Regions from separate parts of the Homo sapiens genome. Here region 2 is linked to region 1. The links are chromatin contacts, found by Hi-C or POLR2A ChIA-PET in ENCODE. All regions are on one chromosome and are shown on one strand. The core of a region is the stretch at or near the end of the contact, and the rest is flanking DNA. Distances in the headings are between cores, read along the strand shown. Region 1 overlaps PLXDC1 (plexin domain containing 1). Region 2 holds the start of RPL23 (ribosomal protein L23).

Region 1 (3,568 bases), core at 1-2,500:
GGCATGTGAATTACAAAAAGGTGCCCATCCTCCAATCTCTGTCAGATCCCACTCGGGCTTGGCAAAGGGTCTTTCTTGTGTCAAAGGGTTGCATATGTGTGTGCATATGAGTATGTGCTCATGTGCAGGTGTGTGTGTGTCTTGGAGGGCTGGGGTGTGCACATGCGTGTGCGGGGCTCTGTGAACCCCTCGCCACCTCAGCTTTCCATGGAGGGTTCCCTCCTCTTAGAGCCACAGTGACTCTGTAGACACCCGGCAGTTACTGCCTGATATTTACGAGGCTTGCCACGGGGCCTCCTCTCTCAGACTTAGGGTTCTTTAGGAGACAAACACACAGTCATTCCATCTTTTGGATTTTGGCTTAATTTTATATATATATATATATATTTTAAGACGGAGTCTTTCTCTGTCGCCCAGGCCGGAGTGCAATAGTGCAATTTCGGCTCACTGCAGCCTCTGCCTCCCGGGTTCCAGCGATTCCCCTACCTCAGCCACCCGGGTAGCTGGGATTACAGGCGCGTGCCACCATGCCTGGCTAATTTTTGTATTTTTATAGAGATGAGGTTTCACCATGTTGGCCAGGCTGGTCTCAAACTCCTGACTTCAGGTGACCCGCCCACTTTGACCTCCCAAAGTGCTGGGATTACAGGCATGAGCCACTGTGCCCGTAATTTTTAAATAAATGTTTTTATTTTTAAATAAACAACTGGGCTCGGTAAATTGTAAAGAGATGTGGCCTGACGCAGTGGCTCGCGCCTGTAACCCCAGCACTTTGGGAATTGGAGGCGGGAGGATTGCTTGAGGCCAGGAGTTTGGGACCAGCCTGGGCAACATAGGGAGACCCTGTCTCTACCAAAGAATAAAAAAAAATTACCAGGGCATGAGCCTTTGGTGGGGGAGGTGGAGCTGGGGGCAGGGACTGAAGTGGGAGAATCACTTGAGCCCACGAAGCCAAGGCTGCAGTGAGCCGTGATTGCACCACGGCACTCCAGCCTGGCAACAGAGTGAGACCCTGTCTCGAACAAAACAAAACAAAACAAAAAAGAAAGAAATGTAAATGTTTCCCTTTGACTCTTTTAGAAACACAAATCAGGAAGCTCTCAGCAGGGGTGTGCTGGAGATCATGTATGCAGCTGGGTGAGAGGCAACTGAACATGTCTCTTCCTAACTCCATGTTCAGTAACTTTTTTGAAAGGGTAGCTGGAAGTCAGCTACCGTGGAAGTATTTACACCACAGAAATTGGCAACAACGGCAATTCAGGACTCCTCTGCCCCTACCTGCACCCCAGCCCCCAGGCAGTTGTTAAATATTTATCTGCACTCACAACTTTGGTGACTTTCTGGAGCCACAGTGGCTTCCAGCCCTGAGGTTTTTTAAAAGTCTAGCCTCTGATTTTAAAACAAAGACTGTGTGGCTTTGGGCAAATAACGTCCCCTCTCCGATCTCACTTTTCTCCTTTGTAAAGTGGGGAGAGCAGCGATGTCTGTCTGTGCACCTCAGGAAGTTGTAAGGGGAAATGAGATGGTGCAGCTCCAGGGAACCTGCAAGGCTGCGAGCTAACAGAGTGCTCTGCACTCAGCACAGCCCCTGCACAGAGCAGGTGTCTGCACCGACATGCTGAAGGAGTCAACAAATGTGCTGCATGGTGGCGCTGTGCTCTTGTAGTTTTCTCGTTTAAGTAGATGTTTTCCGTCTACTTAATGGCTAGGCTTGGTAAATTGTAAAGAGATGTGGCCTGTGTGGTGGCTCATGTCTAGAACCTCAGCGCTTTGGGAGGCTGAGGCAGGCAGATTGCTTGAGCCCGGGAGTTGGAGACCAGCCTGGGTAGTACAGGGAGACCCATCTCTACTAAAAATACAAAAATTAGCCAGGCATGATGGGGTGTGCCTGTAATACCAGCTACTTGGGAGGCTGAGGCAGGATTACTGAGCCTGGGAGGTCAAGGCTGCAGTGAACTGTGATTGCGCCATTACACTCCAGCCTGGGTGACAGAGCGAGACCCTGTCTCTAAATAAATAAATAAATGAAAAAGTAAAGTGCTATACAAAGTTGTATCTGTCTATGGGTTAATCTGTCTGAACCTCAGTTTCCCCACTTATGAATGAATGGCAAGACAACTTGATTTTTTTTTTTTTTTTTTTTTTTTGAGATAGAGTCTCACTCTGTTGCCCAGGCTGGAGTGCAGTGGTGCAGTCTCAGCTCACTGCAGCCTCCACCTCCCGGGTTCAAGCAATTCTCCCGCCTTAGCCTCCCAAGTAGCTGGGATTACAGGTGCTCACCACCACGCCTGGCTAATTTTTTAAATTTTTAGTAGAGACGGGGTTTCACCATGTTGGCCAGACTGGTTGCAAACTCCTGACCTCAAGTGATCCACCTACCTCGGCCTCCCAAAATGCTGAGATTACAGGTGTACAGCCAACTTGACTTCTTAACTCCCTTGCTCTCTCAACCTGATATGTCTGAGTCTCTGCAGCTGTAGCTCATCTCCTCTCTCATAAAGCCCACACCTGCGCAGTGCTCGCCTTGGGGACCACCTGGACTCCTCATCCCACCCACTCTGTCCAGCTGCTTTCCTGAGGAGGAGCAAGTTCCCTGATCTGCCTGGGATGGAAGGAAGGGAGGGAGACGTGGGAGGAGGCCTGGATCTCATTCTAAACCATCCGGCTCCAGTGCAGGAGTCGGGCGAAGGAAGGAGCTGCAGGGCTGGAGCTGTCATCCTCCTGGTAGGAAAGGAAGACCAAGGCTAAAGTCCTCTCCACTGCCTCTCCCCATGGGAGTCAGTGGGTGTGTGTTGCGGGGAGATGGATTCCAAGATAAGTACTCTCTGAGCAGCCCTCAGAGGGGGCGTGGGAAATTCACCTCAGTCTCCAGGGTCCCCAGTCCATTCACCACCTGAGCACTGCCGTCCCCCACTGCTCCCATGACCTCATTCTCCAGTGGTGGCAAAAGCAAGAAACAGTAATCAGGAAGAAACAAGGGGAAGCTAGGGTGGGGGCAGTGGCATCCACAGCAGGAGAAGCAGGCAGCCTGGACTGTGGGGGCAGCAGAAGAGAGGAGAGGCCTGCAGGATGACGGGTGGGAACAGGGCGTCTGGAGTGCCAGCACAGTACCGCGGTCAGGCCGCCTCTGTGGGCCTCCTCTCTCTCCACAGCAGCGGGGAACTGGGGGACCCATCAGACTTGCTGACAAGAAATATGCCGTCCTAGAGAGAGAGAGACAGAGGGAGAAAGACAGAGTAAGGACAGGAAAGAGAAAGCAATGCGTGCCATCCTTCCTCCTCATGTTCAAGTTTATAAACATTGCTTAAGGTGGACTTTGAGGGGTTAGAAGAGGCTGAAAATGCCCTAGAGTCTCAGCCATGAGAAGAACAGCAAAAAAGCAGTCGGGGCAGAGAGAAAAGGGGCTCACATGCTTCGAGGGCTCCTGGGGTCCTTGTGCGTTGAGTGTCTCCCTTAATTCTCAGGACAACACCATTTGCATGGCATCACCAGCCCCATGTGTGGATGCGGCTCACTGAGTCCCTTGTCCAAGGTCACACAGGCGGTAAGGGCAGAGCCTGTCTGCCCA
Region 2 (3,568 bases), core at 281-2,780, 240 kb after region 1:
GCAGGAGCGTGCGGATCAGCGATCCGCAACACCTACGACCGCGTCTTCCTCAAAGAGCTATTTATCTATATACATTTTTGAGACGGAGTCTAGCTCTGTCGCCCAGGCTGGAGTGCAGTAGCGCGATCTCGGCTCACTGCCGCCTCTGCCTTCTGGGTTCAAGCGATTCTCCTGCCTCAGCCTCCGGAGTAGCTGGGATTACAGGCGCCCGCCACCACGCCCAGCTAATTTTTGTATTTTTAGTAGAGACGGAGTTTCCCTGTGTTGGCCAGGCTAGTCTCGATCTCCTGACCTCGTGATCCACCCGCCTCGGCCTCCCAAAGTGCTGGGATTACAAGCGTGAGCCACAAGGCCCGGCCACTATTTATATTTTACACTTGATCTTGGCCAAAAGGCCGAGAAGCGATACTATTTATATTTTTATAATACATATCCCCATCTAACATACTACATACTGCAATTACTTATTATATCTTTTGTTTAGTGTCTAATATCCTCCTCCACCTGCACCCCAGCAGAATGTAAGCTCCATAAGGAAAAGAATGTTGATCTATTTTGTTCTCTGATGTAATCCGCTGTACGCCCTGGACAGAACCTGCTGTAAAGTAGGAGCTCAATAAGTATGTGAATTAATGTATCGTGGGAAGGAAAGAACCCAGAGAATAAGGGGCGGCTGAAGCTGTGAAAGGAGCAATTAGGCCTGGCGCGGGGGCTCACGCCTGTAATCCCAGCACTTTGAGGGACCAAGGCGGGCAGATCACTTGAGATCAGAAGTTCGAGACCAGCCTGGCCAATAACATGGCGAAACCCCGTCTCTACTAAAAATACAAAAATTAGCCCAGCGTTGTGGCGGGCGCCTGTGGTCTCAGGTACTCTGAGGCTGAGACAGAGAATTGCTTGAACCCGGAAGACGGAGGTTGCAGTGAGCTGAGATCTCGCCACTATACTCCAGCCTGGGCGACAGAGTGAGACTCGGTCTCAAAAAAAGAAAAAAAGAGTGTGTGTTGGGGGGGACGGGTCAATAAATAGAGCAATACTGTATATGTAAAATACAGAATGGTATGATACCAAGAACACATAGATGGAATGATCTGCAGCACTTCTCAACTGTATTACATTCAACGAAACCGTTTAGAGCTTGTTCTCCCTCCCTCCCCCACTTTCTTTGTTCCTTGGGGAACCCCCACACGGCACAAACCGTGTTTTAATTCCTATTCTCTAGTGTGCAGATAAGTGCCTGGCACTATTAAGTGGTCAAAAGAGGTCGTGAGCAAGTTAACAAATCACTGTTTCCATGTCCCTAACTACTCTTAAGCTCGTAGAGAAGATACTTCCTATCTCTTGCGCTTCTACCTCAACTCCCACTTCGCAGAGAGGGCTAAAAGCGACGTCGTAAACTTATTACGTAATAAGGCAGCGCCCAGAGGCGGAAGAGGCCGGTTTTTGCTCCGGCCACGTGAGGAGGGTGGGCGGGGCGTTAAAGTTCATATCCCAGTGTCCTTTGAATCGACTTCCTTTTTTCTTTTTTCCGGCGTTCAAGATGTCGAAGCGAGGTGAGGTTTTGTTTCTGGAGGATCCTCCACCATCTGTCGTGCAGTGGCTGGCGGATTCGTCAGGAGCGGTGGCCCTAGGCAGCTGGGGCGCTTTGCTCTCCTTCAGGCCGGAGAGAGAGAGCCAGGCCACCGCGAGAGCACTGCCAGGGCCCTCGAAAGTGGCAGTGGGGTGCTGGAGAGTTGAGATGGCAGGATCCCGACGTGAATGTAGTCTGGATACCGCGAGATCGCTCCGCGAATAGGGCTATCGTAATGGGGTTGAAGTTAGACTGGATTAGGCCCTGGTTTGCGCGACCTCTGCGGTTTTATGCCTTGCAGGAGTAATTGCGTTTTGCGAAAGTTAGAGCAAGGGTTGAGTCGTCTAGGTTTCTTAATTTCGATGTCAGAGTGTTAATAGTAAGAAATAGGCTACTTTCCGTGAGAATCGGGTGGCACATGGGGACGGCATAAGTAAAATCCGAGCGAGCTAATCTATAGCGTACAGTCTATCAAAGCATGTGCGGTGAATTACAGCTTGAGTATGAGGGGGAACTCCGAACCATGTCTAGATTGTGATCTCTTTATCCTGTTTCCCTTCCCTTTATATCCACAGGACGTGGTGGGTCCTCTGGTGCGAAATTCCGGATTTCCTTGGGTCTTCCGGTAGGAGCTGTAATCAATTGTGCTGACAACACAGGTGAGGTCTTTGCACGTTGCTATACTCCCCCTTTTAAAAGCACTCAATGGGCCTGTGGCTAATGACCTATTGAGCCGTCAAGAAAGGGGAGAGTGAAAACATCGCTTTTGGGTGAAGTGGCAACATGTGTTGTTTGCTTCAATCGGTGGTGTGACAAGGCGTTCTTGCGGACTAACTGCTTGGGCAGTGAGTGGAGGGAGGGGCTTTGGAAGTGTTTGGGAAATGTTATACTGATGGAACGGCCTGATGGCCCTCAACATTTTTTATTTTTATTTACATTCTTTTGTAGGAGCCAAAAACCTGTATATCATCTCCGTGAAGGGGATCAAGGGACGGCTGAACAGACTTCCCGCTGCTGGTGTGGGTGACATGGTGATGGCCACAGTCAAGAAAGGCAAACCAGAGCTCAGAAAAAAGGGTGAGTAAACACTGAGCCCACCTTAATACTGATGAGTAGTGGGGGGACGCTTTCCTTTATTGGAAAATGGATCAGTTTTCAAGGCCTCAAGTTTGTTTTCCATTGAGAGGCAGTGTGAGATAAGTATCTTAAGTTTTTGCTCATATTGTGTTGGAGGGGGGACCATCATCTTGTCACTTCCATACCTTAGTTGTTTTTTTGTTGTTGTTTTTGTTTTGTTTTGTTTTGTTTTTTGAGATGGAGTCTCTCTCTGTCGCCCAGCCCATACTGGAGTGCAATGGCACGATCTTGGCTCACTGCAACCTCCGCCTCCTGGGCTCTCAAAAAAAAATATATTACAAAACGAAAACAAGCTGCCCGTTGCTTATTTTATTATTTGTTTTTGAGATGGAGTCTCACTTGTTGCCCAGGCTGGAGTGCAGTGGCACATATCTGTTCACTGCAACCTCCACCTCCCGGGCTCAAGAGATTGTCCTGCCTCAGCCTCCCGAGTAGCTGGGATCATAGGTGTGCACCACCACACCCGGCTAATTGCTCATTACTTAATCTCAGGCTCCCCACTCAAAATTTTTCCTGTCAGGTGTATGATTTAAAGGGGGAGGCCTCAAAATACTTGCAGCTTGTGTCCTGTCTGGCTTTAGAACTTCTGGTGTTTGGTGCATTTTAACTTCAGCGCTTGCACTTTTTTCCTGTGCCTGCCTAATCTGTCTCTACCCTGGGATGTCTTGCTCTTCTAAAGAGTTCCTGGCCATCCCTTGATTTACAAATGTGATGTTGATTTGTCAGCCCTGTATTACAGTTACTCCTATTCCTGTATCCACCCCACGATGCTGTCCAGTAGATTTTTAGCCTTTGGGTTAGAAATTGTTTTTTGTTCACCATTAATATCCATTTGAGGGCTGGGTAGCACTGTGATTGTGA

The links. A loop is a pair of places that touch in the nucleus more often than their neighbours do. ChIA-PET counts read pairs that join two places held with the same protein, here RNA polymerase II (POLR2A). Pooled maps may share reads with other maps.
Region 2: a loop to region 1 is called in a pooled map, with 3 times the contacts of the local background. The contact joins the promoter of RPL23 here to the enhancer-like site in region 1. A Hi-C loop is called at or near these places in 1 of 168 maps with a recorded cell type or tissue (natural killer cell) and 7 of 50 pooled maps. POLR2A ChIA-PET finds 5 or more read pairs at or near these places in 11 of 52 experiments (A549, AG04450, CD4-positive, alpha-beta T cell and 8 more).

What each region holds. Positions count from the first base shown.
Region 1 is chr17:39,090,538-39,094,105 of GRCh38, reverse strand. The region is part of intron 7 of PLXDC1 (plexin domain containing 1); the gene reads left to right. It also overlaps the pseudogene RDM1P5. Among named protein-coding and RNA genes, the nearest start is that of PLXDC1, 59 kb to the left of the region's middle. RefSeq lists an enhancer at 1,033-1,102. Within about 2 kb of position 1,250, at least 6 of the 41 ENCODE cell types and tissues checked have a DNase peak (open chromatin) inside an H3K27ac peak, as active enhancers do; they include CD4-positive, alpha-beta T cell and natural killer cell, where a contact is called at or near this core.
Region 2 is chr17:38,851,683-38,855,250 of GRCh38, reverse strand. It overlaps RPL23 (ribosomal protein L23), which reads left to right and starts at 1,530. Exons shown (of 5, transcript NM_000978.4): 1 at 1,530-1,553; 2 at 2,146-2,229; 3 at 2,519-2,647. The coding sequence starts at 1,541. It overlaps SNORA21 (small nucleolar RNA, H/ACA box 21), which reads left to right and starts at 2,256; the gene lies at 2,256-2,388. It also overlaps the pseudogene RPS20P35. RefSeq lists enhancers at 1,277-1,386, 1,110-1,893, 1,384-2,583, 1,894-2,677.